2 separate regions of the Mus musculus genome follow, and region 1 is linked to region 2. A link is a loop called in an ENCODE intact Hi-C map of the cell type or tissue named here. Cell type or tissue: heart. All regions are shown on one strand. Links, peaks and the distances in the headings refer to the core of each region. The heading gives the core; the rest is flanking DNA. Region 1 has its middle 310 kb from the start of Gm23892. Region 2 has its middle 89 kb from the start of C330004P14Rik.

The links. A loop is a pair of places that touch in the nucleus more often than their neighbours do. Peaks named below come from ENCODE experiments on the same cell type or tissue, not always from the same donor. Only the 100,000 strongest peaks of a DNase experiment are listed, where the experiment ranks them.
Region 1: it touches region 2 in a loop (4-fold over the local background); 2 of 42 quality-filtered maps call a loop at or near these places.

Annotation. Positions count from the first base shown.
Region 1 is chr10:15,289,794-15,306,726 of GRCm38, reverse strand. No RefSeq gene overlaps it. Among named protein-coding and RNA genes, the nearest start is that of Gm23892, 310 kb to the right of the region's middle. In heart, for the core only: a CTCF peak has its summit at 6,468 (motif pointing left); DNase peaks (open chromatin) are centred at 5,886 and 6,476.
Region 2 is chr10:15,872,118-15,889,050 of GRCm38, reverse strand. No RefSeq gene overlaps it. Among named protein-coding and RNA genes, the nearest start is that of C330004P14Rik, 89 kb to the right of the region's middle. In heart, for the core only: a CTCF peak has its summit at 9,875; no DNase peak of the experiment used is centred there.

The sequences.
Region 1 (16,933 bases), core at 3,035-11,034, 580 kb after region 2:
TAAAACACTCCCATTATATGTAATATTTCCCACCCTTATACCTCCCATCTTTTGTCTCCTCCCTTTCTTAATGACGTCTTCTTAATTATCATTTTTACAGAAGAATCTGCATATACAGACTGACTACATGGAATTCAATAACCTAAGAGAATCTTATCAATGAAGAAGACTAATTTTTCTCAGCATTCATGTAAACCTGTAGTTTACCTATGGATGGGACCCTGTAATAGTTCCCTCATTCACATTAGCATATATCAACTAGTGTTGTCATCACATACATATACTGTATATTCTTTGCTCCTCATGAAATTTCTTTTCATTAAAAAAAATGCAATGTTTCACAATCCAAGTAAATGAATTAAAAGGGTTGAACTCTTAAACTTACAATTTTAGTCACTTTAAGAACAATAAGGGCATAGAGCATATGGACACATGACTCATTCCCTTGCGCAATGACTGAGATGGTCAACAAACTTACTTCTGATGCAGAAGAGCCAGCAGACGGAAGATAAGCAGGAGAAAGAGATTTATGGTAGGTCTGATGACAGAAGCAGTGCTCAAAATATACTAACAGCAAAATGTCACTTGTAAAGAGTTTAAAATAAAACCTATGTATAGGTGCACTGAATATGCATCTGTAAGTAAAACATTTGTTGTAAAACAATAATGGCCTTATTCCACAGCAATTATCATAACCATATGGGAATACAAGGCAAACATGATTCAGACTGCCTGGATATCAGATTTCAGTTTGATGTTTATCTGTCAAAGTTTCTTTTTAATCTCCAGAGAATGCCGAAGGCTGCATGTGAGAACATGTTTGTTGTAGTGATCATATTTCATTAAAATTGGAGAATCAGATTCTGGAAATCCCAGTTGTCAATAGCATGTTCCTTCAACCAGTAATTTTAAGCTGTGATGTCTTATTTATGAAAATGCTAAGTAATTAGATGAAAGACAATGAATAACAAAAGCAGAAAACAAAAAAAATTTTCTTGTAACGGTTGCTATTTCTAAAGCCATTAGCATGCTACCTCAAGAACAAGCTGTTTTTATGCGCAGAAACAAATTAGATAAACTTTCACCTTCCTTCTCTCACATACATGTGCATGCGTGTCTGCAACCCCCCCCCCCCGCGCGCGGACACACACACACAGACACACACACACTATTTAAAGGATAAGAAGTTGTCAAGCCTTTCTTGTCACTTAAAACATTTTAGTTTTTTCTATATAACTTCCATTAATATGTACACTCAGCAATAATTACTTTTTTTTCCTGATAGAAACTGTAATGAAATAAGGGCAGAAAAGTAAAAACACTTACACTCTTTATTTATTTTGAATATTTGAAATCAATATGCTGCTTAATTTTCAATTAGGTTTTTATAAATCTAATTTTAGAAAATTTTAATATTAAAATGATTTTTAAGTGGTAGGTTGAGGTATAGCAATAAGGAAAAGACTGAATTACTATATCCTATCCTGAGCTCTTGCCGTTGATTCCTTCATTAAACCTACAAGGGCTAATAAAATACCACCTTGTACTCGAAACTTTATTGAATTCTTGGCCATAAAAGAATAATGTCCTTTTCCATAGCTTTGAAGTACACCTTTCTAGTTATGCATTCTCTATCTGTGAATCTTCAATGAAATGTCAAATCTTTAAGGATTATGACACAACTGAATAAAAACTGTTTGTTCGATATTTAAATATTTTAAAGAGTTAGACAATGTATTTGAATTTTCTCTTGTAGACAAAGGACTAGATATTTGAACTCTAAGATGCCAACTGTTTCAGGTGCATTCCAGATACTTTGTAGTTGTTGTTATGGTCCAGTAGAGTGCATGCCTTATATAGCCAACACTGTACATAGTAAATAATAACTTCTTACTAAACAGGATATTATGGAACACAAAATATTTGAGAAATAATTACTCAAACACATGTTTGATCAATTCTGCATAACATACAATAGAACAATTTAGATGTTCATGTACATTTTATAAAACATATCATTTTTCTCCACATATATGTATGTGTGTTTAATTTCAAATAGTTTATTTTTAGAGCCCTCACATGTCTGTTATATATTTATTTTAATAGTATAAAAACCCAAATGTTATCAATCAACTATGTGAGTTGTTAAAAGAGATAACATGTAATTTAGGTCATTTATAACTAATGTAATTCAGGATCAAGTTACTGCAAGGTATAATAAATGATTTAATAAACATCAAAATTATATATCAGAATATTTAGGAAAAAATTATCATGTGAAATACTGATCACAATACTAAGTAAAGAGAATACTTTAAATTATAGCATCAAAATTTCAATTGTGATGTTTCAGGAAGTTAGATTAAATATTCTGCATCTCTTGAGGTTAAGATGATCATCTTCATGAAACATAGTACAAGTTCTCATGCTGACTTTACAAAACACTTCCCTAAGGAATTTAATTTTAACTATTTAGCTTTCTCTTTCTTTACTATCTTCTAAGAGTCTGAATAAGTTGGTACAGAGACATAGAAAGATAAATAAATTCACCCTACTGTTGAGTGCACGTGCTTTTTTGCTGGTAATTTTTCCTGCCAATGCACGGGCATATCCCAAGACACTTACAATGAGAATAAGTGATGTCTTTGTCTACTTAATACTCTTTTCTCCAGAGACATGAGTGATCATATGGAAGACACCTGACAACTATGTTGAAACAACAACAACATGGCTAACTCTACAATGTAACTCTCAGTTCTACAGAAAAAGGTAGGATTAAATGGCAATGATTTTGTCTTTGTGTATTATTTAGTACACATATTAGGTGATGACTCTATGTATACAATCAACATAAATATCAAATATACACTTCTTTGCACAGACATTTCCAGTTTATGTACCTCTTAACTCTTTCTAAAGAATATGTAGTATGGAAATACAAAGAAAACAAATGAGTTTCTTGCTCTGAGATTCATTTGTTTTGTAGTATCCAATTTAGTACAAGTGGTAGAGGCATAGTGAACTCTAATTTTTTTTGCCTTTTTTTATTAGATATTTTCTTTATATACATTTCAAATGCTATCCCAAAAGTTCCCTATACCCTCCCCACCCGCCCCCCCTGCTCCTCCACCCACCTACTCCCAATTCTTGGCCCTGGCATTCCCCTGTACTGGGGCATATAAAGTTTGCAAGACCAAGGGGCATCTCTTCCCAATGATGGCCATTAATTTGATGTTCATATAGCAAAATATTGTGAAGAGTCCTAGTTCACTTCAGCTGCTAAATTGGCACACCCTAGAGGCATCTAAAAGACTCTCAGTGAGAGGTTACCAGACCTGATGTGTCTGTGGCCATGCTCATGAGAGACTGCATTGAGTGATGACTAATGTGGGAGGGTCCATTCCATTGTGAGTGGCACTATTTCCTAGCAGGGAGGACAGGTCTATAGATGCAAACTAGCTGACCATAAGTCAATGATCAAACCAGTGAGCCGCATTTTTAGATCACCTCCACATAAGTTATTGTTCTGAATTCTTGCTCGGTGTTCACTTGACGATAGCTTTTGGCCTGAAAGTATGAATGAAATAAATTAATCCCTTCCTCAAGTTGATTTTAGTTAGAATACCTTTTCAAACCAATAGGAAATCAAACTAGAATACAAGACCATGCCTGTCCTTTGACAATTTCATTTTTATAATTTTTAACATAAAATTTATTATACTCTTGTAGCCAGAGGGTCATCATAAAAATTAAGACAAAACAAAACTGACCAGTTCTTTAAAAGGAAACAGGTAAGCTATTTTGCAGTAACTAACTGGGTTTACCATTTGTATTATCTGAGAATCTAAATGGTCTGTTCATATTTCTATAAAAAGGAGAGAAAACAGAATGGTTAAAAGTGGAAAAGGTAGAATTATTAAAGGATGACAAGGCCAGAGAGCAATTGGGATATTTATGCAACACTATTAAAAATGTTAGCCTATGTACTCAATTCATGCTTTCATGTATCAAAACATAAAGCGTACATGTTATTCAGTATGCCCTTCAGGATATTTTTGTACGTGAATATATACAAAATTTAGAAAGAACACTTATAAAGTATGCTCACAACATCCCTGCTATTACTCTTAGCAAATTGAAATGAGTTCAAAAACGGAATAAATAGTGTGCAGCAAGAATCACTCAATATAATGCAATTCGGGATCCTTAAGGAGCAAGCTACAGTTATAAGCAACAATAGAATTCATGTGACCTGTGCATAAAAATGGAACATGAGGGAAATAAGAACAAAGTCTCCATATTATAAGATAATAGAAAAAAAGAGAGAGAAGATGCTAGGAGACCGGGAGACCATCAAAACATCCCTGAACCCACTTAAAAAGTCAATAAGTCTTGTGTATCCTACATCCAAAATGACAGCCTATGCTGTTTCTAGCTCTGCATCACAGACTTGTTTAAAATGTGCTCAGAGCTTTAAAAGCACTGAAGACAGTATTCACTTCTCACTGATCAACATGTTTTCTTTTCTAAAATCCAACTTGACATTACATTGTAAAACAAAAAAAAAAAAATGAAAATGTAGAGATGATACATTTTCACAAAGAAATAATAGTTTTTAATGAAATGTCTTCTCCTTAGTTCACCTTGTCTATGTAACTATTTTTACTCTTTGGTTATCTGCCACTCTGTCCACAACTCTGATTAGCTGGCAATGATATTTCAGGATAAGATTGTACCTGATCACTGAGATATGTGATCAAGCATCAGCCCAGTGTCTTTGTAAATTATAATTTGTTGACTGTTTTCTGCCCCTACTCTCTTCAATAGCAGAACATCTGTTTGTCTCCTATCTACCTCATATCTATCAGCAAATGGAGCTGTTGGAATAATCAATTGGAAAAGGAAACTACAGTTTTCTGATTCCACCTTAAAACCACACTTCAAGATGCTTCTCTTAGATCTGTTCATCACTTGCTTCTTACTCGACTCTCCATCAGTCCCCTTTCATTTTTTTCCTTTTTATAATATTGAGCCATGCAGAGGACATCATTTACAGAACAGAGAATTCAGTCATATAACATATTGAATATAGATTTAATGTGACTGTCTGTGATTCTGGAGACAAATCTATGAACACAGAACAGCACACAGATTCAGGCATCATCTCACATGCAGTACAGATAGCAGCGTGTACAGGCATGAGGTACTGACAAATAGGCAGAAGAAATTTGGGGGTAGCACCGACACTAACAACTGGGCAATGCTGGGGAATTATCTTAGAATCATATCTGAAAACCCAGAAATTATCTGGGGAATCTCAGTTTGTCAGAGACACAGCTTTGTGCTCACCTCATCTTCTCATTGACCATTATACAGTGTGTGCCTTTTCTTTACTTTTTTCTTTTCTTTTTTTTTTTTTTTTTTAATTATGTCACCAACTGCCCTTCCTCTGTCTTTGAGTTTGGAACTACCTGTGACACAATCTGTAATCTAAAGGAACAACACTGCATTCAGCTAGATACTCTCAAACTATAGAGAATCTAGAATCAGGAAACATTTCTACCTAGCGTATGTCTAACTTAAACCCTATTTTCCCCTATTTTCTTAAAGGCAAAAACAAAGAACAGAAGCCGACCTTGCACACATTCAATGCTATGGTCAACGGCTGGGGCTGGGTAAAGGATACATTTTCCCTGTGATTGTTCACATTTTCTGCTGTTCCTCATGTAAGTGAACACAGCAGCCAGATGCTTTTGGGGGACACCACTCCATGGTGGCCTGCTGCAGTTTTAATGCTAGAGCTAGATTCATGTGCTGAGGTCTTTCTGTCCTCCCCAGAGCCACCAAGACAAGAGCAGGAGGTTTCAACTTTCACCTTCAGCAGCTCTTCCTCCTTGGCACACTCGCCAGGAAAGGGAAGTCTGTGTGGGGGTGTGGAGCTTTTCCTCAGATTAACATGTTTCTGGCTGCTGACAAAATTAGATAAATAAATAAATAAATAAATAAATAAATAAATAAATAAATAAATGAAACATCATCAAAGAAAATAGCTTTATTGCACGGATCATCAATAAAGGGAATGGATTTTTGAACACCAGCAAGCCCACCCCTTTGGGCTTCAGAAGTCACCTCTTCCTTACATAAAGCATTCATTACCTTACCTCTGAAAATGATTTCTGACGATAACCCGGATATGAAAATTAGGAACCAGCCAGAAAGCATTTCCTCTCCTGTGTGGTGCCAGTTGCCCCCTCTGCGTCTTCTCATTTATCCTGGCAGTGGTTTGTCTCTTTGCCTTTAAAAGTTAAGTCCACCTTCATCGCACACTGTAGAAAGAAGTGAAATTAAACTGCAGTGTGTTCTAGAGGAGAAAATCTACTTTATTCATCTCTCAGCCCTACTTTAACTTACACTGACCTAATTACAGCCCACACCAGGAGAGGCTGAGTTAGCAGAAGGAGCGCTTCTGCCACCTAGTGGTCAGTTCTCTGAACTGTGAGCTGAGACCTGACCTTTTTTTTTTTTTTTTACTTTATTTTTGAAAGGTCTGGCACAGAAGTGCAAATGACCTTCTCTGGTATCTGCATGAATGCTAACGATCAGCCTCCTCCCCACCCCCCACCACCACTCAGCTTCTTCGGAAGGTCTAAGGCGTAATGTTTTTCTAAACAACTTCATCTAGAGAAAGTTGAATTAATGCCTCCTCCGATGTACGGTAGCTTTAGAAGCATTTTATTAAGACTGTATTATATGACATTTCATGAAGATGAAATTGAAAATCATAATGCAAATATTAATACTACTGAAAGCAACATTTGATATACTATGTGTTGAACTGAATACTTAAAGGTCTTACAATCCTCCTCACTAAATCAATTACCCTCCCTCCCAGCAACCACACAGTTTTGCTAGCTGAATGATTTCTCTGAAGCTCCAGGCTTGTTGGTTTGCTTCTGGGAGTGGTAGTAGACGTTTAAGAATGCTTCGTGTTCTCTCTCTCTCTCTCTCTCTCTCTCTCTCTCTCTCTCTCTCTCTCTCTTCTGGCTTCATTAACGAGTTATTGATTCGTAACTTGAAAGAAAAACTTGGATGAAAAATGTAGCCAGCCTGAATCACCGATGCTAATTAAGACCCGAGGAGGAAAGGGGATAAAAAGGCACTCATGTGCCCAGGCACCAGGGTAGGCAGGCTCCTCCTCTGTCCATTAAGGCAGATATGTGCTGCTCAGCCTGGCCTTCCTTCCCATGCATAAAACAAAGGAAATGTCTGGGTGCAGAGGGCAGTTAATACAGGGATCAGGATGTGAACAATAAGAATCACAAACAATCATTTCAATAAAGTTTTCAGTGTGATATGTTCACTTGCAGTGGTTTAATGTATTATGACCTTTTTAATGTCAAATCTATGGATTAGTATAATATTACATCTAAAAATGGGGGGAAATGTTTCATTATTATTCAATTATTCATAAGAACTCCTTAAATCCCTACTGTTTAACGAGAACCTATTTAGACCCTGCTTATACCTATAAAGTAAGTATGATTAAATGTTTGATATAAATGTTTCACAAAAACTCACACTATGGGACTAGAGAGATGGTCTCACAGTTAAGAGCACCTGCTGCTCTTCTAGAGGTCTGGAGTTCTGTTCCTAGAAGCTATAGAAGGCTGCTATTTACTGACTCTGTAATTTCAGCTCCAGGAGGCTTCTTCTGGTCTCCACAGGCACCTACATACATAATCATATACATATACATACATATATGAATAAAAGTAAAACCTTTACAAATAAAATAACTTGTTATATTCTAAACAATGTGATTACTTATTCATCATTACTTAGCGAGTAAAGTTAGAGCCTCTCCACTAAGCACCTGGCTTTCATGACTGCAAAGGAGAAAGCCAACGTACCTCGACTCAATGTGACCTTTGTCAGCTCTCACCAACATGTCACCTGAAGTAAGAAAGAATGAGTGTGTACTTCAGTCTGGAAAACACAACCCATCTTCACGTCTTCTATATCTTCGTGCAGACCCTCTCTATTTTTGACCCAGGTGATTTCACTAGTTAGGTCAACCTACTTCCACGGTGCATCCAACTTAGACAGATTCATCTCTTCCACTGTTGTCTGGTGCATGAAGTCGAACTCAAAACCTTCCAAGTTTGTGCAGCAGAACTCATGTCTCCTTACAGATGCCATTCCCACACCCAGACTGGTTTGGATTATTACATCTAATTCAATCCTTTTGCTTCCCAGGTTTCTCATCTCCAAAGTAAATTTTGTTCAAACTCACATAGTGTATTTGCTCTTATCGGTCTTGCAAACTTTATATGCCTCAGTACAGGGGAATGCCAGGGCCAAGAAGTGGGAGTGGGGGGGGGGGGGAGGGTATGGGGGACTTTTGGGATAGCATTGGAAATGTAAATGAAGAAAATACCTAATTAAAATAAAATTTAAAAATCAAAAAAAGTGTTATAATTGAGGCACACAATTTTATGGCAAAACAGAAGAGATTAAGTTTTGCTGAACGTATCAGAAATGCTGTAAAGTCCTAGCACAACTCGCTGGGGTCTAACTGTAATGGTAACATGTTACCTCTAGAATAATTTTGGCCATTTACTGTTTTACTCTTCTAGAATAAAGTGTCATAAATGAAGTCCTGGAATGTTGTAGCTGGTTCTTCCAAAACAGTCTTTATGAGAACAGTGAAGTATGGTCCTGTGGTTGTTTGACATATAGGGAATTAATCTATTTTACTCTCCCATTACTTCTCTGTGGTTTGAACAGGAAGAAGGAAAGTTTTGTTTCTAGTAAGGAAATTAAAGAAATCAGAGTAATTTCCTATGACCTTAGAGCATCCCTGATTTTCTGTGAATTGAAGAAGGGGTCTACGTAAGAGTGTAGTGAGCCCACAAGAGGAGGTGAATACTACTGAATACATCATCCCTGGCTTTCCAACACTGATAGCTTATTGTAGTCATAATATTTTTCAAGAAACTAATATAAGCTATGAAGCTATTTCAAACCAGTATTTAGAAGAAAGTAGAAAATCTATGTTTAATATAAGGAGATATTTATGAGCAAGAATATGACATTTTGATTCATGTAATAATTAGACAGGAAAATCAGAGTCATAAATATATTCCACACCTTAAACACTGATATTTCTCTTTTTTAAAATATTAGTATACAAACTAGTATCTGTATCTATGGTATTTTCACAAACACTTTGCCTTTCTGGAGCTCCCTCCTCCACCTCCCTTCCCCTTCCTTCTAACACTTCCTCCTTCTCTTCCACTTCCTCAATCCAGTAGTACCATTTCTTTATGGTAAATATATTCAAAATCCTTTTTAATTGTTACATACTATCATTCATTATCGTTACTTGTATTGTTCTACTGGATCACAAAACTCCTAAGCAAATTCCTTCTGCCCTGCTCATATGCGAACTCTAAATTATTGAACTCACAAAATTTACAATAGAAGAATAATTCTGAAAGACTAGGGATTTGGGACATTGGTAGAGACACTGGTCACATAGGATAACTGTTATGTAAAGTTGTAATGGGTTGGCCTGGTGCTGCTTGCATTCTAAAGCTAATATTGGTACCTCAAGACTGGTTGCCCCAGAGACAAGAGGGTCTGCAAGTAGACGCTGTGTGACTTTGCCCCCAAGTTAATTTTCATTAGTAAATAAGGATACTGACACCGAATAGCTGGACAGTAAAGACATGGTGAGGTTTAAGGTTTCTGGGCTTGGGAGTCAGAGGAGAACTAGAGGGAAAGGTAGAAGATAAAAGAGAAGAAGGGAGAAAAGAAGGAAGAGGGCGAGGGGAAGGAGGAGGAGGGGAAGGAGGAGGAGGAAGAGGAAGAGGAGGAGGGAGGGAAGATGCCATGGATTAGGAATTGAGCAAGCATGGCCCTGAGGGCTAGCCAATTGTAGTTAACTGCAGCCCAGATGAAACATAGTAATAACTGGGGTTTATTGATATGAAAGTGGATTCTAAATACATAGAGGGAAGATATCTGCCCAGCTCTAGTAATAATTAAGGCTTATTGTAAAACTATAAGTTGTGTGTGTGTTTTTATCCAGGAACTAGATGGTCAAAGGTGGGGTAGAAACTTTGGATCCATCCAGATAAATTCCATACTACAACATACAGTCATCAGAAAGGCAATGAGATAAGAGAGCAAGCTCAGGGATGTCTATGGGAAGAGAGAAACACAGAGGATATCTTTGTTCCAAAGCCTCTTTCGCTGGATGTAACATAGGTTTGTAAAGTCTAGCAGGAGCTAAGGCATAATGAGTGAGAGGCTCAGTGGGAAAGGAGTTTAAAGCCTATGGGGAGCCCTAATAGGGTTTCCAAGTCAGACGACCTGTCCGACTCAGAAGGCAGAATGCCCAAAGCACACAATAATTTTTAAACTACATGAAACTTTTAATTTCTTTGAAATTCAAAGATAAAATAAAGTCTTATATCAAATGCTTAAATTTATGCAAGTAATATATTTGATTCTAACCCAACACAATCATGATAGCGTCTATCAATATTTTTGTGGCAGAAGGAAACCCAGAGACAACAGTATGTAAGTTTCATGAAAGTCACAATGTGTCCTGTTTCACATATTCACTAGAATGTGACAGGAAGCTAGCGGAAGTAGAAACCTTGAAGAGTTTGATAGATTGATCAGAAACGTCTTTTTCTGGAAATTGGGAGCAGTAGAGAGTGTATAAAAAAGGAAACAGAACAAGAGAAACAAACACAAATAGTTTTAGGTGGAAAAAGTATGGTCTCTAAATCCTGGAAATCAAACAAATAATGTCATGCAGATGAGGGCAAACACAGCATCCCTTGACTTGGCTTTTCATTACTAAGTAATTTAGGCTTTACCTGTGTATGTGTTTTAATTATATTATTTATTTTGTGTGTATGGTAATGTGGTGGCACGTATCTCTGTGCATCACACACATCAGGTGAATAAGGGTGGCCAGAAGCATGCATCAGATCCCTGGAACTAGAGTTATAGATGGTTGTGATCTGTCAAGTGAGTTCTGGGAATAGACCTCAGGCCAGCTGGTAGAACAGCCAATCTCTCTATCCCAGGTGTGAGCTTAGACACTGAGGAAGCCATTATTAACATATTAAAGTTTATCTAGGTTTTTATTTCTCTTTATTTTAAATTCTACTAAATTTCTGGATTGTCATTTGTCAATCACCCTCTAGTTAATATCTTTGGGTAAAAAGAGACTTAGATTTGATGAGCAAAACTTTGACAAATGTTGTGTAAAACTCTCCAACCCAAATACGCCCCAGCAATGAAAACACAGCACAGTTAATATGATTACATGCTGTGCGCCTAGACTGGGCAGATCTACCACTACACTACCATCTTCCACATCTATGACACCCCTTAGAACTTGCGGTTTCTCCAGGACAGGTGCTTCTGCTCTGCTTTTCTTCTTCCTCCTCCTCCTCTACATCCTCTCCCTCTTCCATTTTCTCCTTCTTCTCTCCCTCTACCTTCTGCTCCACCTTCCCTTTCATCTATCTTTCACCCAACCATGAGTTCTCCTTTATTTTACAAATTGAGGTGGGAAGCAGGTTTACAGGAAATCATATGAGTTCACAACCCCTCACAGAAGAACAGAATTAACATCTAATATAATTAGCACCAGGGCTATCTGCAACAGACAAATTACAGCAGAAAAGTTCACATAGTTTTGCAATTAAAAAAACAACTTACTAAACAAAGTTAAATTATTAAATTCTAACCATAGAAATGAAGAATAACCAAGAACATAGAACCAAGTATGAAATTTATAAACACACTAAATACAACTGCCATTAATATTTCCAATTTTAGTCAAACTTTAATTTAATGTTGTTTGCATTATTTTAAATTTTATTTGTGTTTGCTTTCCTTCAAGGTAAAACTTGAACTTTCATTTTAATTCCTTCCCATTAGACTCATGTTATTGTTGAGATAAGAATAATGATAATATTTTATACAGTTGTCGTGGACAGGTAAATTACTGCAAAGAAAGAATAGTTCCTGATATATACGTCTTGGATTTTACTTTTTTTTCTAATCATCCTCTTTTTTAACAAAATATAATGGCACTGGTACAAAGTATGCTTTGTAGTAATTTCTGCCAAATGAAAACATTCACTTTTATTCCTTATGATGTAGGACTTTAATAAAATATGCTAGATTCAGGAATAAACAATGTATGAGCCTCAGGAAGTTCCTAAATTGTACAGGATAATCACAGCCCCTCCTAATGTTTTATGATTTGCCTAAAAAGAAAAACTCCAGCAAGAAAAAAAAATCCTACAGGTTATTTAGGGACATCCAGAGATACAAATGCAGTGATGAAACTTCCTCTTTAGTGATCTGTGCTCCCATCATCTAAACCTTAGTAAATAAACTATTTTGGATACTGCTGATGTCATGTCTGAGGTGAATAGATAATGTTCCTGTCTCCCCCAGGAAAAGTAGCAATATAATGTCTTTATTTACATTTCTAGCTTTGTGCATACATATGTGTATGTGTGTGTATTTTTCTATGTGTGAAACACGAAGACTTAGTCTAATGAGCATTTAACTTGAATTATTTTTCATTCATATGGCTTATATTTTATAGTAGTGTAATATAACTTTTATAAGGGCAGGGAGATAGTTAGTATCAAGCAGAGTAGAAAAAGAAACCTAGAAGTATTTTGAGCATTTATTGCAAGTTTCAGTGGATAGTTTTATTATAACTTGAAACAATTATAAGAATGCCACATCTGATATGTTAGAAAGTGTTTGACAACTCTGTGTGGAGAGTAACCTTTTACCTTGACTATTCTGCAAAGGCTAGGAAGTCAATGAGGTGAGAAGAAAACGAGAGAAAGTTCTAGAAATGGAATAAAAAGCCACTGGCATATACTTTACTACAAAAAACAAACTAGTTAAATTTGTATAAACATTAGATTGTGTGCTTAATAAAGTTGAGTATTCAGGAAAAAAATGAAAAATAGGTACTAGTACCCTGATAAGTCAAGATCAGGGAAAGTATTGTGTTGAGAGTTGATAGTTTCTGGGCAAAGGTTTGGAAGTTCCTGAGAAAAAGAAAGATTTTTTTCAATTTTCTATTAGATATTTTCTTCATTTACATTTCAAATGCTATCCCGAAAGTCCCCTATACTCCCCCTACCATGCTCCCCTACCCATCCAGCTCCCTTACCCATCCACTCCCACTTCTTGGCCCTGGTGTTCCCATGTACTGGGAAATATAAAGTTTGCAAGACCAAGGGCACTCTCTTCCCAATGATGGCTGACTAGGACATCTTCTGCTACATATACAGCTTGAGACACGAGCTCTGGGCATACTGGATCCTTAATCATCAGAGAAATGCAAATCAAAACAACCCTGAGATTCCATCTCACACCAGTCAGAATGGCTAAAATCAAAAACTCAGGTGACAGCAGATGCTGTTGAGGATGTGGAGAAAAAGGAACACTCCTCCATTGATGATGAGATTGCAAGCTTGTTCAACCACTCTGGAAATCAGTCTGGTGGTTCCTCAGAAAATTGGACATAGTACTACCAGAAGATGTTCCAACTGGTATTAAGGACACATGCTCCACTATGTTCATAGCAGCCTGATTTATAATAGTCAGAAGCTGGAAAGTACCCAGATGTCCTTCAACAGAGGAATGGATACAGAAAATGTGGTACATTTACACAATGGAGTACTATGCAGCTATTGGAAACAATGAATTTATGAAATTCTTAGGCAAATGGATGTATCTAGAGGATATCATCTTGAGTGAGGTAAGCCAATCACAAAAGAACACACATGATATGCACTCACTGATAAGTGGATATTAGCCCAGAAGCTCAGAATCCTTCTTAGAAGGGGAACAAAATACCCATGGAAGGAGTTACAGAGACTAAGTTCAGAGTAGAGACTGAAGGAACAAACATCCAGAGACTGCTCCACTTGTAAATTGTTTTTTAAGGCCAAATCTATTCGGAGAATTGTTAAGAGAAGGAGTATGCAGCTAAAAAGAAGAGAACAAATTAACAGTCTCTGAAATATACAAATTATTTCCACCTAAGTACATTTTTATTACTAATTTTATTAATGAAAAGAGGGCTAAACACAAGTGTTTGTTACATCTGTGTGAATAATTATTGTCAATGCCCATGTGGTCTTTTGGTAAACCCTAAGAATAGTCAATGTGAAGGCCAAGTGTGTGCTCAGCTGAACCCATTGATTCTCTTGTATCAGAATATAGAATATGGCCTATACATTATCTGAAGCCTCATTCTTTTCTTTATAAAATTCCACATGCTAAAACAGGTAAGTCACAGATTTTCAAAACATATGTAGGAATCAATATAGGATGGGAAATGTACACACAGCATCTTGTGATTTTCTGGGCAAGTACTGGTATTCTATTTTCTAAATAAAATAATTAAGTTTCAAAAATGAATTAAGATGTATGATTTAATAAGCTATCAGGTGATAAATTGGCAGAGATTGATTAAAACAACAAATATAAACATTAGTAGATTGGGTACCTGGGATATCCCAAGTGTGCCATGTGACCATGAGCAATTTTTTATTTTCAATATCTTTACTGAGTAGAATAGACTTTGAGTCCTAGTTAAGGAAGAAATAGTTTTCTTCTGGGAAAGAAAAAAAAATGCAATTTGAGAAGAAATTCACATAGTGTCGACATAACTAATAGAAATGAAAATTATATACTAATTTCTACTTGGCTCAAAAGCAAGGGACAAGAGAGGAAAAGCAGAGTCAATGCCATCATGGGAAAGGATTATGATGAAGATCAGACTCAGACACATGCAGGGACAGGGCGGGGGTGGTCTTCTAGGTGTGCTGAGATGAGAAAGCCCAGTCTATGTTATGTAAACAGTTTTTCAGAAACATTCATTCATGGTTTTCTTGAAGAGTGTTTTTTTTGTTTGTTTGTTTTGTTTTGTTTTGTTTTGTTTTGTTTTACATTTTGGCTAAATGCTTTAAGGACTCTTTAAGTCGATGCAATTTTGAAACTTGAAGTTAGGTTAATCTAAGAAAAATGAAGATTCTCTATGACTGATTCAATACTTATAGCACAAAGGCTTCTCTCTAAAAAAAAGCCAGAGTATTTGAAGATGTAAGTTCCCTGTCTTCTACCTCATACAGATATGAGAACCTTTTCATACCTTCCCTATTTTCTTTAACTTTATGAATATGATATTTCATATTGTACCTACATGGAAAAAATTTCAAAACTCTTGATGTCATCCAGTCATTTGGATAGATTTATTTAGTTATATTTCATACAGCAGGACAGTTTTAAATGATGCTCTAACACATTTGTATACACCACATACACAAATACACTTTAAGAAGAATTAAAACTGAACATTTGTTTTGTATTAAATATTCATTAGTATATTTGCGGGAGTAAAATATATTCATAAGCTGTTTTAAATTTTTATGCAAAAGACTTTTACCACCAAATGGATTCATTAAAGACTAATCTTAAATTGATGTGTTTTTTCTTTAATAAATATGCCAAGTTTAATTATTTTAATCTAAATAGCATAGGAGAGAGTGAACGTTAAATCCACTGTAATATTATTTTATGCTGTATTATCTTTATTGATATATATTTAATTAAAGTATGAATTGCCAAAGACCAAATGACTTAATTATTTAAACAAAGCTTTACTTACTCATCGCCAAACCTAAAGATTAAACATGCCCCAAACTAGCCTGTCTTTAGTTTCCTTCAAGAACATTCCATGGAAATAAATTAGGAAAAACATAGCTAGTACATTTTTTAATGTTTTAATTCAATAACTAGAAACTTTAATCAACTACTTCAGAGAACGCAGTTTCTAGCTAGACAAAAAATTATGTTCTGAAGGCATATCTAGAGACTGTTTTCAGTAATTCTTTTTACATTTTATAGTTTATAACGGAAACAAACATTACATGGACTCGTATTTTCATTCATTTGCCTCCTTTATAGGCAAAGCAAATTTACATGGATTTCATATATAGTCATTTAATCATGATGAAAACCCTATGGGCTATGTACAATTATATTTTACTTTGAGAAAAATAATATGTTAGACAATAATAACTTCAATAACTGAAAAATAAAATGACTAAAGCAATTTGTGTGTTAATACATACTTTCAGCTCTTTCAATCCTTCTTTCAGTCTCTTCTTCCATAGGAGTTCTTGAACTGTCTCAGCCAACTGCTGGTAGAGCCTCTCAGAGGAAAGCCATGCTAGGCTCCTGTCTGCAAACACAATATTAACCATCAGTAATAATAGTGTCAGGGTTTGCTGCCTTTGCATGGGATGGATTCCTAGTAGGGCTGGTCACTAGATGGCCTTTCCTTCAATCTGCTCCATTTCTGTCCCTGCATTTTATTTAGCTACAAATGTCTGAATCATCAGTGCTCAGTAACCTTCATCTGTAATAGCATACAATACACAACTCTCTAAAATTACCTTAGTCACACACTTTCTTTTTTTTTTATTACGTATTTTCCTCAATTACATTTCCAATGCTATCCCAAAAGTCCCCCCTTCAATACCCCCCCCCACTCCCCTACCCACCTATTCCCATTTTTTTGGCCCTGGCGTTCCCCTGTACTGGGGCATATAAAGTTTGCATGTCCAATGGGCCTCTCTTTCCAGTGATGGCCGACTAGGCCATCTTTTGATATATATGCAGCTAGAGACAAGAGCTCCTGGGTACTGGTTAGTTCAAAATGTTGTTGCACCTACAGGGTTGCAAATCTCTTTAGCTCCTTGGATACTTTCTCTAGCTCCTCCATTTGGGGCCCTGTGAAACATTCCAATACTTGACTGTGAGCATCGACTTCTGTGTTTGCTATGCCCTGGCCTAGTCTCAC
Region 2 (16,933 bases), core at 5,181-13,180:
GCTAAAAATAGTCTACAACTTTCTTGCAAATGCAATATAAAGTTATGTATATCGATCAATCATGTAAAATGAACATTCAAAACTCAAGAATATAGTCTAAATACCAGCCTAAATAGAAACAGAATGTGGTCTAAATTGGTTTTATTGATTCTTCAAGAGCATTCCTAGTATCTTTTCAATAGCAGAAATTTAATTCTTTTCATCTTTTATAATATTATAATTTTAACAAGTGTGTGTGTGTGTGTGTGTGTGTGTGCGTGCATACACATGTGGACTCATGTGGATAGAGATGTGCATATCATTGGCAAATGTGAAGTTCAGAGATTAACTTTGGGTGTCAGTCTTCTACATTTTACCTTGTATTTACAAGGTCTCCTGTTTCCTGTCTCTCATCAACTTCTAAGGATCCTGCTCCCTCCATCCCCCATATTGCCATAAAATAGCTGATGCTATATGCACCCACTGACTTTCCTTTCCATGATTTATAGAGATATGCATTTAATACTCTCCTTGCATGGCAAGCTTATTCATTAAATAGTTTAGCCATCCAGAATGTTAACCTTTTTTGGACATTATTTCAATCGCATGAACTTTTTGAATAATAAGTGGATAAGAACTAAACCTATTCCCTTGCCACCAAAACCAACACCTCATTCTCCTCCCCCTGCTCCTCCTCCTCCTCCTTTTCCTTCTTCTAGACAAATTCATTCTATGTAGTCATGGCTGTCTTAGAACATGCAAATTGCTATGTTGGCCTGGCTGGCCTCTAACCCAAAGATTCAGTTGCCTCTGCCTCCTGAGTAGGCACCACCAGGTTCAGCCTTCTTAATCTTTGAACAGAAGAATCCATTGATTTAAACAATGCCATAAATAATTTCATGGCTATGTTTTGAGGTTGCATTCTTCAAAACTTTAAATTACTATTTTATTGTATCCGTTGATGATTTTTAAAGTCTAAATTTGCTCTATATCAATTAATTCCTTCTATTGAAAATAAGATATTTAAAATTTGTATTTCTCAGTGATAAATCTGTAACCCATTCAGTTAAGTGTGAAATGAATGTTACTGTGACACATTGGCTCAATGTGTGTCATAACATCATGATACATCTTTGCCCTTCTCATACTCATACCAAAAATAGAGAACTAAGACAATTGTGGGCAAAAACTTATTTAGTTCACTGTCTCTCTACCCACTAATGAATAATTACATATATGTGATATTTTCTCACATAACAGCTTATTTTTAAGGTTTAGATTTGTATAAGATATGTTTGATATGAGTGTAGATCATTGTTTTGACTATGCTAATTTTTTTTTTTTTTTTTTTTTTTTTGGTTTTGGTTTTGGTTTTTTGAGACAGGGTTTCTCCGTGTAGCTCTGGCTGTCCTGGAACTCACTCTGTAGACCAGTCTGGCCTCGAACTCGGAAATTCTGTCTGCCTCTGCCTCCCAAGTGCTGGGATTAAAGGCATGTGCCGCCACTGCCCACTGTCTAATTATTTTAATCCTTTATTATTATATTCTTATCATTTCTAAAATATTGACTCAGAAATATTTTAGTGGACATTACTATATATGATACTTAGATACTTAGGCCAATTTCAATAAGTTTTATACATGTACACTGCAAATTTTTTAAAGTACTTTAATGAGCACATCAAAAGGTATGCAAGTTATTTTGTAATAATTCTGCCAATAGAGAAAATTAAAATATAATACTAGATCACAAAAAAGCATAAATTTTCATATTGCAATCTCTATTGTAATATATTATTGAACCTTTTATTGGACACATATTATCAGTTCTAAATAATATTGATAAGCTAAATATACTAACATCTCAAATATAGGAGAAATATTTTCTAGATCCTTTAGAATGTTGGGTCAAAATATGAAAGTATAAAACTGTCCTTTTTCTTGTTCCATATAGGACAATTTCTATGGAAACATCTGTCAATCATAGCAGTAGATTTCCTGTACAGTTATGGCTTTAGGGAGTGAGCAATTCCAAGCAAACTGCCTGGCAAAATATGGATACTACTTAGTTGGCAGGAATTATAAATTCCATTAATCAGAGAGTTTTTCATAAATTATTATGAAAAATTGGCTTACAACAACAATTCAGAAGGAAGTGACCTGAAAGAATTTTTCTTCCTGCGATGTATTTCTACTTGAAAAGACAGAGGTATTTGTACATAGCAATAAGTTATTTTTTTCCTTCTGATGCTGATATTACTCCAGTACAATAAGTCTAAAAACATGCTGGTGTTTTTCTAGTCGAAAGCAACATGATAGGTGTCTATAGAGTTACTTGCTGCAAATATAACAGGGTATCATTTGTCTCATTTGATTAACCATATTTAGTTTATTTTCCTCCTATTTTATGTTATCTGCTGGTGAGAAAACTATCTAGCTGTAAAAAAAAAAGTATCTGTTGAAATGCATAGCTACTGTACAGTAATCATTTTCTTTTGTTTGCAAAGCTATTTTCTATCACATGCAATGACTTTTATGACATATTTGGGACAGTGTGACACTATTAAAAGAATGCATTTACCATATAATTACGTGGGAGAAATTCTGCATGTTGCAAACTCAATGGAGGCTGATTTCTTATCTTTCCTCATTATTGCCATACATAGGTCTGTGTGGTATTTATGTTTCTTTAACTTGAGATTTAATAAAACAAGTATTAAATTGAGAAAAGAAAATGTCACTTGCACTGTCTTTGAAAGCAGAAAATAATATATTCCACTGAACAGCTGGGGAACTTTCATGCTTTATGTAAATTATGCTGAAAGTAACAAAAGTAGAGAAAATGTGAATAGATAAGAGGATTTCAAAGTGCAAATGAATGCAAATTGTCTACATGTTAAAAATGTATGCACATACTTATTTTTTAAATGCATTGCACAATCTTTAAAAGAAAATAGGATTCTTATGTTTTATGACACAACCATAGGGGGTTCAACCGTGATGTATATTTAAGTAGCAACAAAATAAAATATAAAATACATAATTTTGAAGAAACAAAACATAGAATAAGTGTCACCACAAAATAATCGTCCTAGTATTTCATTAGTGTTTAAAACAATACTTTATTCTTGCAAATACAAAAGTCACACTTTATTATCCATCTCCATCAATGCCTATCACCTGAAAACATCTGTCTTTTCCTATGAATGCAACCTTGAATGTCCTGATAGTCTCTAAGGATATTTTTTGTGCAAAAAAAATCAATCACTTATATTTCTTTCTATATGACTTACTTAACATTCTCTTTACATGTTTTCAGTAAATATGAAGACAAGATGATGATACCTCATTCAAATATCTTTTCATTGATAAATGAGTTTAATTTAGAATAGTTTCGTGTTTATCAACATAATATATACAGGTTAATCTATATGTATGCTAATCCATATATATATATATATATATACATATACATATACATACATATATATACATACACATATACATGCAAATCTATACAGTACAACAGAGTAATGGTTGTTGGTAATTTACATCTTTGTTTTTTTTCATTGTTTCCTAAATTTTGGACATTCCATTTGAGAACATGTCAAAAATCAGAATTTTGCTTTAATATACAGCATTCCCCCCCCCAAAAAAACACTAAAATTATAATAAATGCTAAAGCAGAATCACAATAGCCAAGACAGAAGGGATAACTCTGTAATTATATATGTTCAATCTATATTCCAACAATATATATGAAATCTTTTTGATCATAGGTGGCTTCTAACTAGCATGAAATCCCAATCAAGGATAAGCATTTTGTGATTTTTTTTTAATGTTTTTTTCTTTTCTTTTTTTTTTCATTTTATTAGATATTTTCTTTATTTATATTTCAAATGTACTCCCCTTTCCTCATTTCCCCTCTGAACCCCCCCCATCCCATCCCCACTCCCCCTGCTCGCTAACCCATCCACTCCTGCTTCCCTGTCCTGGCATTCCGCTACACTGGGGCATGTAGCCTTCACAAGCCCAAGGGCCACTTCTCTCATTGATGGCCCACAATCCATCCTCTGCTACATATGTAGATGAAGACTTGTGTCCTTCCTTGTGTACTCTTGGCTGGTGGTTTATTCCCTGGGAACTCTGGGGTTACTGGTTGTTTCATATTGTTGTTGTTCCTGTGGCTGCAAACCCCTTCAACTCCCTGGGTCCTTTCTGTAGCTCCTCCACTGGGAACCCTGTTCTCAGTACAATGGATGGCTGTTAGCATCCACTTCTTTATTTGTCAGACACTGGCAGAGCCTCTTGGGAGACAGCTATATAGGGTTCAAGAACCAGATTTCAGTAACCCAGAGACCTAGGATTAAAAAAAAAAAAAAAAAAAACTAGCCCCTCAAAAATCTCAATACTTAAGAGGAGAGGCTAGCATAATTGTCATCAGAGAGATTTCATCCAGCAACTTATGGAACCAAATGAAGAGACCCACAGACAAACATTAGACAGAGCTATGGTAATTCTGTGGAAGAAGGGGAGGAAAGATTGTAGGAGTCAGATGGGTCAAGGACAACACAAGAAATGGCCCACAGCAGCTTGTATGGGTTTGACCTAGGTTCTTTGCATATATGTTATGATTATGTAGTTTGATGTCCTTATAGAACTCTTAACAATGGGAGTAGGGATGTCTGTGTTTTACATGCTGTTGGGACCCTTTTGCTCCTGCTAGGTTAGTTGTCCAGCCTAGATGATGATGATGATGATGATGATGATGATGATGATAGGTACCTAGTCTTATTATAACTTGATGTGCGATGCTTGGAAGAAATGGATTTAGGGAGAGAGGAAGGGAGAAGAGGGACTGGGAAGACAGGAAAGGGAGGTTGTGTTCAGGATATAATATATGAGAGAAAAATGAATAAAAAGATGCATGTAAATAGTATAAAATATTTCTGAGATCTGATCTTTTAATATATCTAGTGCTTGACTCTACAACAGACAAAATTGTCTGTTACTTAAGAATTCCTAACTACTATTTACTACACACGCACACACACACACACACACACACACACACACACACACACACGTAAATGCTCCTGTGTATATGAGAATATGAGTGTGCTCTGGTATTCAAGTGTAGGTTGTTGTGTCCGGCCAGCAGATCACAGCCTGGGTTCTAGTCTGGAAAGGCATTTTGGAAACCTGGAAGAGAAGAAGGGCTGGGCTGCGTGAGATAAGGAAGGAACCAAGACAAGCTTTCTGTTCAAGGTTCAATTTTAATGTCAGCAAACACGCTTTATAAAGAAAAGGGGAGGCCCGTCCCTGGCCAAGCAAGTTCCTTAGAAGTAGATAGGTTCAGCCTTTTAGTGAGAACTCAGAAGATCTCAGTTCGGTGTTAACTCTGGAAGATTCTTGGAAGAGAACCGGTTTGGCCTCTGGCAGGTTGGGCCTCAGGCAGGTAGTGGCACATCAAAAGTGCAGCACAGCAGGTGGCTCCGCTCAAGCGGTGGCAGATGGACAGCCAGCCTTGCTAGGCTGGAAGGAGGTAACAGTAGGTCACAAGACAATCTTGGGTATAGGTCCTTAGGATCTACTTGATTTATGAAGGTCTCCTATCATCTCATGCTGCCTATGTCCGGCTGATTCCTCAACTTCTACTCTCTCTGTAAACAGAATGAGAGGAACGAATGTGATTCCCTGGATTTTTCACTGGTTCTGAAGATTTAAACTCAAACTTTTAAACTTACATAAAAAGTTTTAAACTCTGAGTTGTAACCCCAGACTTCTGCTGCATATTTACTTTATACATAGTATCATACAATTGCAATAACATATTTTCAATATGTTTACAATATTATAATCTTAATTTATAATGGCATAAACTATCATAGAAATAATTTTTTTCTCAGTGATAAACAGTATGCATTCTCTGCAATAAATAATTCTCTATCTCTGTATACTTATGTTTACCACTGATGAGTGAATGTATTTTCAGGTATACGCAACTGCCAACCCGAAATATATGCTCACTTTTAGATATTCAAAGTATTAGAAACTATTAGTTAAAATACCATTTTGTGTACTGCAATGTAGAGTCTATGAGGGTAAGTCCTCATGAATATTGTTGTTTATTTACCATTCATAGCTAATAAATCACTGTCATAAAGTAAGTACTTACTCAGTACTTTGAATAAATAAAATATTTGGTGTAATGTACTCTTTGTTTCCCAATTGTATACTCTTGTTGTTGTTTGTTGTAGTGGTGGATTTTGTTACCACCGGCAAACAATTTCTGCCTGATTGGCCTTTTAGGAAGTGCCTTCTCCTTTTTGCTCAATGCTACATAGGGCTGTTTTCAACCCTGTTCTACCACTGAGATATATTGTTCAACTGGAAACATTGCACCCTTTATTTGACCTAGAATGTACATTTCCCTCAATTATATTCAGTGAGAAGCCACGAGATTCTTGGAGCACACTGAGAAGAATGGCAAAGGCTTTTATAATATTTAAACCAGTCAATTTTTTTTTGGGGGGGGGGCTGAATTTCTGCAGTTTAATTGATTTTGTTAGTAAAGAGCCATTGTGAGAAGAATGTATACAGATGCTGATGTGTATACTGAGAAAACGAGGAGCAGCTGGTACTAAACCCATATTGATCCTATGAGCCCAAGGACTGAATTCATCTCAGCTTCAGTAGTTAGTTGTATGAGCCAATAAATGCTCTTAGAGAAGTTTCCACATCCTGTCATTTCCACTAAAAACACTTTAACCAATCTGTGGACGTTGTAATATAATATTTACCAATGATTGATCTTGTTTAATCTTTCTATACATCTCTAATACATTTTCTTTTATGTATTTTTGTTCTGGCTTCATAGTATGAGGCTTATCAGGGTATTAGTCATTTCAAAGTACTTTATCTCATTAATTCTTTCCAGTTGCTTCTTTAGAATAATTAAATTACAGGAATTTTTGGTGTCTTTATATGAATATTTAATTCATTTACTTCCTTTCTTTCTCTTTGAATAATAGAGATTAATTATGGCTTTGAAAGCTGGCTTGAAAAAGACTTCCAATTCTATTCCATTAGTTTTGATACAAAATTATTCTATGGCTATTATTTCCTAAATAGCCCATTTGAATTCATTTTCTTTTTGAACCACTGAGAATTATTTATGATAATAATTCTGTTAAAATGTTATGTGCACACATTTCATTTCAGTGTCCGTGTATGCAGACCTTGAACATTTTTATGAAAGCAATATATTAAAAGTTTTTTGTGTCACTTCATGTGACAAAGTTTACTATTCCATTTTAGTGATTCAACCAAAGTACTGTTTTATGCTACAGCATGAATGCACAAATGTCATGTTGAACAAATATTATTTACTTTATCTTGTTTCATATAATATTTTATTAGATCTTTGAGAACTTCATATGAGCTGACAATGTGATTTGATATTTACCCATCCCATTTCTCCTTCAACATTCCATATGCTAATATGTAGCCATTTACTAGAATTGTGGATGATGTATCAAAGTTGAGACCCTTAAAGAAAACTAAAAACCTCAGTTAGAGGTAGGGGCTTGTGAACTCATTCACAATCCATGCTAGCTTGTTTGCTGTGTTGATTGTGTGCAGACAACCACAGCTGCTGTGAGTTAATGTATACAGAAGCACTATAATATTCAGAGTGCTCATTTTATTTTTATATACTATATCTATTTAATTATTTATTTATTTATTTAGTCATTCACCTTACACCCAACATAGCCCCTCTTCCTCCCAGCTTTCCCCCCTTGCAAGCCCCTCACCCATTCTTCTCCTCTGACAGGAGGGCGCTTTGTCATGGGTACCAAGCCAGCATGGCACTTCAGGTCTCTGCAGGATTAAACACATCCTGTCCCACTAAGTCCTGGCAAAGTAGATCGCTTAGGGGATCTTGTGTCAGGTAACAGAGTTAGGAAAAGAACAGTCCTCCAGTTACTAGGAGACCTACTTGTAAACCAAGCTGCATATCTGCTATGTATGTGCGAGGACCAAGGTCCAGTCCATGTATGGCCTTTGGTTGATGGTTCAGTCTCTGGAAGCCCCCAAGGATACAGTTTAGTTGACAATATTAGTTTTCTTTTGGATTCCCTATCCCCACCTTGTTCACCAACTTTTTTAGAAGACTCTCTGAGCTCTGTCTAATGTTTGGCATGTCTTTACATCTGTTTCAGTCAGCTGATTGATGAAGCCTCTCAGAGGACAGTCATTCTAGGCTCCTGTCTACAAGCAAAACAGAGTATCATTAATAGTGTCAAGGACTGGTTCATTCTTTTGGAACGGGTCTCAAGTTGGGTCAGTCATTTGTTGGCCCTTTCATAAGGCTTAGCTCCATCTTTAACTCTGTACTTCTTTTAGGCACAAAAAAGTTTGGGTAGAAGGATTTGTGGGTGGGTTGGTGACCTTAACCTTAACTTTCTACTGGAAACCCTGACTGACTATAGGAGATTAGCCACTTTAGGCTCTATATCCCACACCTAGACTCAGCCTTGAAGACTTCTTGGTGCTCCCCACATTCCAGATTTCTGGCAAGTCCTAGGGATGCCATACACACACACACACACACACCACAGACAGGGGGAGAGAGGGAGAGAGAGAGAGAGAGAGAGAGAGAGAGAGAGAGAGAGAGAGAGAGAGAGAGAGAGAGAGAGAGAGAGAGAGAGGGGGGGTATGAGGGAGTATTTCCTTCCAATCCTGGCCCTCCCTCCCAGGCTGTCACTAGACCTGATCACGTCCCCTATCTTCTCTCCCACAAAGATCCCTCCCTCCCTCCATCTCCAATGAGTATTTTATTTCTCCTTCTGAGTAAGATTCAAGCTATTTCCCTTGGGCTCTCATATTATTTATCTTCTTTGCCTCTGTAGATTGTAGCATGGGTATCCTTGTACTTTATTGCCAATATCTACCTCTATGTGAGTACATACCATGCATAGCATTTGGTCTCTGGGTTTCCTCAGTCAGGATGAAATTATCTCAGTCCATCCATGCAAACTTTATGCTGTCATTGTTTTCAAAAGCTGAGTAGTACTCCATTGTGCAAACAAACCCCATTTTCTTTATTCTTCAGCTGAGAGACATTTGAGTTGTTTCCAGTTTCTGGCTATTATGAATAAAGCTGCTATGAACATATTTAAGCAAGTGTCCCTGTCAGATGGTAGAGAATCTTGGCTATATGCCCAGGAGTGTTATAGCTGGGTCTTGAGGTAGAACTATTCCTAATTTACTAAGAAACTAGCAAATTGATTTTGAAAGTGGTTGTACACATTTGCACTCCCACCACCAATGCAGGAGTTTCCCCTGCTAAACATCTTCATCAGCATGTGCGGTCCCTTGTGTTTTGATTTTACGCATTCTGATGGTTAGAAGGTGAAATCTCAGAGTTGTTTTGACTTGAATTCCAATGCTGAGAAGCATACTGTACATTTTTAAAGAGTTGTTTGCCACTTCCGTTTTCAGTCCTTCAACAGTTTTCTTAATTTTCTTCACTGGTTTAATTATAGTTTCCTTTATTTCTTGGAGGTATTCCTCTATTTGCTCTTTACATGACTCTATTTTCTTTATAAGATCAGATTTACTGTCATCTTCTCCTGCTTGGTCTGTGTTATGATGTCCAGGGCTTGCTTTAGCTGGGCTGTGGTGGTGCCATGTTGTCCTGGCTGTTGTTGAATGTGTTCTTATGTTATCCTTTAGCCATCTAGTTTTACCTGATGCTAGCAAAACTCCTTTGTTAGCTGTGTTCCAGGTGGACACGATGGCAAAAAGATTTGTGAAGGGTCTTAGTAGGTTGTTCTTTGGGCCCTTGCAGCTCCTCTCAGGGAATGAAGATACTTCTGTGTCCCACAAGTGTCCTCTGGGTGGCAGAGAGCACCCAGAGCCAGACAGGACTATGTGCCCTTAGTTAACCTTTCAAAGTGATTATTCAAGCTGGAAGAAAAGTTTATTTCATTTTAAAGATTATAAATTTCTATGTTGAAAAATAAAATGCTTAGTGATATATTAAAATTGTTATGACATGTTATGTATTTTTATATCAATAAATGTTTGATTTCTTGAGGTTATTCCGTGGAAATATTACTTCTATTATATAATTTATTCCATTGAGTTAAATCATAATCCTCAGATTTATGAGCATAAACTCTACTTTTCTTCTATTTTGGGAACATTATATTTTGTCGGAGGCTGATACTATACTTTCTGCCTTCATCAATAGGTTCTTGGGGAAATCTTATATAGAAAACTTACTTAGAAACAAGAAACTACTGATATTCTATTTTAAGAGATAATCAAATTTTCACACCTATTATATTAATAAACTAACATGAGATAAATGATTTACTTTAATCTATGAATTTACTTGCAGTTGTAAATTTGATATTTCATTTTATTTAAATTTCTGAGTAAAATTTCTAATAAATTTTAATTCTGATGCTAGCATATAAGATATCAATTTAAGCACATTTCTGAGAATTTAATAACTACAGAAGTGGAGAAATATAACTCATTTTACACTACTTTTTTGTGTCCAAGGCAATCTTGGTTTGTACACACTATTCCAAAAAGCCTTTATTTATTGTTTCACTTATTTATAATTTTTGTGTTATACCTTTATGTACTTTAAAAGTTTATTTTATCTTATACTTTAAAATTGTGCTCTTTTTTAAAAATTGAAGTGAGAAATGTAACACATACATAAGCAGGCACAAAATACATAATGTCATATGCAATAGTTTGTCATCAGTTGAAAACAACTTAGCACCAAGACATTTTTAAAAATGTGAAAAGAGAACATGAAGCTGTGTTGGTAAGGAGATTTGGAGGATCTGGAAGGAGTTATGGAGTGCAATGAATTTGATCAAAATATATAATATGAATTTTTTTAAATAAAAATTCAAGCATTAGAAAGAAGCCCAGTGACTTTATGATTATGTATTACAAGAAAGACATTTATTTAACTCCAATTCAATCATTAGAAAATGACTGATTGCTTATTACTGCTAAATGTGTGTTTATTTCAAATAAAATGTAATTTATACAAGTAATAGGTTCTTATAAACTTGAAGCCTACCATTTTATTTTTATTTACTTACCATTAATATATTCATTAGAGTGGAATGCTATAATAGAATATATAAATATAGTTGTGAAGAAGTCTCTTGAGATTAAGGTTTTTTGTATTTATTTATTTTTATTGGATATTTTATTTATTTTCATTTCAAATGTCATCCCCTTTCCCAGTTTCCCCTTGGCAAACCCACTATCCTATCACCCCTCAACCTGCTTCTATAAGGGTGTCCCCCCCCCCACACACACACACACACTCCTGCCACATGACCTTAGCATTCCCTATACTGGAATATCGAGCTTTCACAGGACAAGGGCCTCCCTTCCCATTGATTCCAGATAAGGTCATCCTCTGCTACATACGCAGCTGGAGCCATGGATCCTTCCATATGTACACTTTGGTTGGTGATTTAGTCCCTGGGAGCTCTGGTCTGGTTGGTTGATATTGTTATTCCTCCTATGGGGTTGTAAACCCCTTCAGCTCCTTCAATCCTTCCCCTTACTTCTCCATTGGGGTCCCCATGGTCAGCTCTATGGTTGGCTGAGAGTATCCACATCTGTATTGGTCAGGCTCTGATAAAGCATCTCAGGAGACAACTATATCAGGTTCCTGACAGCAAGCACTTCTTGGCATAAGCAATAAAGTTTGGGTTTGGTGGCTGCAGATGGGTTGAATCCCCAGGTGGAGCAGTCTCTGGATAACCTTTCCTTAAGTCTCTTCTCCCCTCTTTGTCCTCATATTCCTTCAGATGTGAGATAAAATTTTGGAGGTGAGTGAGTGGCCCCATCCCTCAACCAGGTGCCTTGCCTAACTATTGGATATGGTCTTTATATGGTTCTTCCTCTCCTTTTGGATATTTCAGCTAATGTCATCCCCATTAGGTCCTGGGAGCTTCTTGCTCTCCTAGTATCTGGGTCTTTCTGGTTGCTATCCCCAGTTCCTCATTCCTCCATTGCTACACATGTTTGTTCAATTTTCTGAATCTATGTATATCTCCCAATTTCCTACCATACCTGATTTTGCCCTTCTTTCCCCTATGCCTCTTCTCTTCCTCCCAAGTCCCCCCACCCCAATCCTCTACCTCCTGATAATTTTGTTCCCCCTTCTAAGTAGGATTGATCCACACTTTGGTCTTACTTCTTCTTGAGCTTAGTGTGGACTGAGAATTGGATATTGGATATTCTGAGCTTTTGTGCTAATATCTACTTATCAGTGTGTTCTTTTGTAATAGGGTAAACACACTCAGGATGCTATTTTCTAGTTTCATCCATTTGCATAAGAATTTCATGAAGTCATTGTTTTAATAGCTGAGTAGTACTCCATTGTGCAAATGTACCACATTTTTTTTGTATCCATTCCTCTGTTGAAGGAAATCTGGGTTCTTTCCAGCTTCTGGCTATTATAAATAAGGCTGCTACGAACATAGTGTCCTTGTTATATGTTGCAGCATATTTTGGGTATATGCCCAAGAGTGAAATAGTTGGGTCCTCAAGTAATACTATATCCAGTTTTCCGAGGAACCGCCAGAATGATTTCCAGAGTGGTTGTACCAGTTTACAATCCCACCAGCAATGGAGGAGTGTTTCTCTTTCTCCACATACTCACCAGCATCTGCTGTCACCTGAGTTTATAATCTTAGCCATTCTGACTGATGTGAGGTAGAATCTCAGGGTCGTTTTGACTTGCATTTCCTTGGTGACTAATGATGTTGAACATTTCTAGAGGTGCTTCTCTGTCTCTACCATCTCCAACCAGCAGAAAAGAAGTGACGAAATCAAAGTCCTTCTCAAGGCAGTTTATTCAGGCTTCACAAAGGTGTAGGAAAAAGAATGCCCTGACCTCTCTTGGCCACCCCCCTTTATCCCCTCCAGTCCACTCCCCCTCACTCCAGTCCACGTAGGCACAGTTCATTGGCTCAGGACTACATTCATCACATCATCCAATCTTACATTGTGGTGCATCTGTGCAATGCAGCTCGAGGTATGTGGCTATCTTGAGGGATATGATGAAGTCAGGTGCCAGTCATAAGACTTGGCAGCAGTCCTGGGCGCCATCTTGGGACCGCGGCCACACCCCCCTCCTTACATCTCCTCCTTATTCTTTAAATTGGCAGAGAGAATGCCTGTCTTAGGTTGCCCCCTGCAACAATGCTCCTTACCCATCATCGGGAGACAAGACAGCAGTGGTCTGATTCCTGTCTTAGGTTATTAACATGCCCAGGGAGTCTTACCCGTCATTAAATACTTCCCTAGCATGCCAAGCCACACTTGAGGAGATTGTCCCATCTCCATAGCTGCAAAGGCTTGTATCAACAGAGCTTGAGCCCTGCAATGGTGATGTTGCATGTGGCAGATGCACCAAAAGGCCAGGACACTGATGAGCACACAGCACAGTGCCAATTCACCAATACCGGCCCATTCCTTTAGATGTGACATAGCGGTGGCAATCCAATTTGCAAGTCCTTCAGCCATGGATACCTCCACTGGAGTGGAATTGATATGGACTATCCCAAAATCTCTTTTGGGTCTAAACAAGGTCATAACTGAAGGGGTCTGCACGGGCCATGGTACAAATCTAGGCATTCTGGTCACAATAGCTAAAGAAAACATAGAAGCATTCCAACACATACTATAAAAACAACTATCCTCCTTACATTCTACAACATCATCAAAATAACTACCATTATAAACTAAAAAAACAAAAGGAGGCCAAATGCATAGAGGCATGGCTTTAAAGAATGCATTCTTCCCATAAGCAAATTGAATAACAGAAGACTCAAATAATACAGATCCATTCCAATAAAAGCTAGTATTTCCCCACGCCCCACCCATCAACATACTCAAAGAAGAAAGATCTGTATACTCCCAATTTATCCCACACAACAGCCAAACATTAAAGGAATTGCTTGCCCCTCTCTGGTCTGGATTTTGATACATCCAAATAAACCCTGAAAACGTTTGATTATAACTGGTACTAATATAAGGGGAAAAGGTAAAATATTTTTTCATGGCCCACGCAGCTTTCCTGGACTGGAAGCCGGTCCATGGAGGCGCATCTTAGATCTTCAGTCATCACTGCAGGCAGCATCATCATCCCCAGGAGCAGCTTCATCAGGGCACCTCCATCCATCTTGAACTACCCTCGTCAATCACTCCAGAACCCACAGCGGCTGGCGATGATCCTGTGGAAACACACAAATAGACCCTCTCGCCCAGACCAACACAGGATCAGGCCCATGCCATCGTCCACTCAGAACATCCTTCCACATGACTGTGCCTTTGTAGGATGCCTCGGGATTGGCAAACCATTCCGCAGCAGTAAAATCATTTTTATTTTTATTCAAAAAATTCAAGGTAAAGAGAGCAATGGCTAATCTCTCCTTAGGAGTAGCACAGGAGGCTACTCTCCCTTTCTATTTTATTAGACACTCTTTCAGAGTGCAATGGGCTCTTTCAATGATGCCCTGGCCCTGAGGATTGTAGGGTATACCGTGCACCAAGCGGACACCCATTATTTTACAAAAGGAAACAAAAGAAGCTGAAGTATAAGCAGGTCCATTATCAGTCTTAAGCTCTCTGGGCTAACCCCATGTATCCCATGCCTCAAAGCAATGGGCAATGACATGGTGTGCCTTTTCACCAGTATGCAGGGAGGTGAACAACACCCCAGAGGCTGTATCTACAGAAACATGAACAAATTGCAGTTTACCAAATTCTGAAAAATGAGTCATGTCCATTTGCCAAATGTGGAGGGGAAGCAGGCCACAAGGGTTTACTCCCACACTTGCCTGAGGCAATAGGGGGGCACAGGCTTTGTAAGCTGTAACAGTATCCCTTGCCTGTGCTCTGGTAATATGAAATCGAGAAGAAAGTGTTTTGGAATTCACAAGAAACTGTGAATGAAATCCACAAGCCAGTTCTACAGGTGTTTGAATCAAAAAGGCAGAAGCAGCTCTAGTGGCTTTACCAACCAAATCATTGCCCTCTGCTAAAGGGCCAGGCAAGCCTGTATGAGCTCGAATGTGGTGGACAAAAAATGGAGAACTTAGAATTAAGGATTGCAATTTATTTAACAAATACCCTATAGTGGATCGAAAACTCACCTTCCCCACAGCTTCCAGCACTGCTAATGAATTAACCACATACCGACTATCTGAAATTAAATTAAACGATTCAGAATACAATTCAAAAACTTTTATAACAATGTGCAACTCAATAACTTGGGAAAAGCAGGGGGAAACTGTAAAGTTACTGGTGTGGAGCCATGGACCAAATATGCTCCTCAGACTGTCTTAGACCCATCTGTAAAAATTAAAGGGGCATCTGGCAATGGCACTCAAGAAGTAATTCATGGAAAAACAACTGGATGAGCATTAATCAGCTGCAAAATGGGATCCTTAGGGAAATGATTATCCATCTTTCCCATAAAGCTATATCTCAAAATTGCCCAATCATCAACAGTAGCTGATAATACTTCTATTTGCTTCATATTATATGGAACAATCAATTCCTGAGGGGGATTGCCAAAATATTGAATACATTGTTGTAGGCCAATCAAGGCCAATTGTGCTACCGAGGCAGGGTAATAAGACAAGATTTTTGCAGGTGAAATCTTGAGGTGTATCCATAGCAAAGGGGAGCCCTGCCAGAGGACTCCAGTAGGCTGGGTCTCCGAGGGTAGGATGCACAAAATAATAGGACTGAACAGATCTCTTCTCTTTAATGCTGCTGTTTGAATACCCTTTTCGACTAAACTTAATGCTACGCAGGCAGAATCAGTAAGCTGCCGGGTAAAATTTAATTCTATATATCCTGGTAAAATATCATATAATGGTTGTACTTATTTGCTGGTTAGACCCAAATAGGGACGTACCCACTGTATATTCCCCAATAGCTTTTGAAAATCATTCAATGTCCTCAAATTATCCGTCCGAATCTGAATTTTCTGGGGAAATACTTGACTATCAAAAATTTTTGTTCCTAAATAATTCACCACTTTTCCTTTCTGAACCTTTTCCAGGGCTACAACCAATTGCTTTTCTTTTAATTTTTGGATCACTACACTATATGTGTGTGTATCTTTAATTGTCTGACTCCGAGAACCTCAATAGTCCCTAATCCGGGAACCTAATAGTCTCTAACCGAGAACTTGAATCGTCCCACTTACCTGGGAGCTTTCCAGCCAGCTACCCTGACTGCCTGACTGCCGAGAGTTCTGAATTCATCATGCCCCTGTACAGGTTCCACCACTTGTCGCTATCGTCTCCGACCAGCAGAAAAGAAGTGACAAAACCGATGTCCTTCTCAAGGCAGTTTATTCAGGTTTCACAAAGGTGTAGGAAAAAGAATGCCCCAACCTCTCTCGGCCATTCCCCTTTATCCCCTCCAGTCCACTCCCCCTCACCCCAGACCATGTAGGCACAGTTCATTGGCTCAGGACTACATTCGTCACATCATCCTATCTTACGTTGTGGTACATCTGTGCAATGCAGTTCAAGGTACGTGGCTATCTTGAGGGATATGAGGAAGTCGGGTGCCAGTCATAAGACTTGGCAGCAGTCCTGGACGCCGTCTTGGAGCAACAGGCCACCCCCATTCCTCACACTTCTCAGGCATTCAAGATTCCTCAGTTAAGAATTTTTTTTCTTAGCTCTGTACTCCATTTCTAATAGGGTTATTTGGATCTCTAGAGTCTACCTTCTTGAGTTCTTGGTATGTATTGGATATTAGCCCTCAATCAGATGTAGAATTGGTAATGATCTTTTCCCAATCTGTTGGTTACCATTTTGTACTATTGACAGTCTCCTTTGTCCTACAGAAGCTTTGCAATTTTAGGAGGTCTC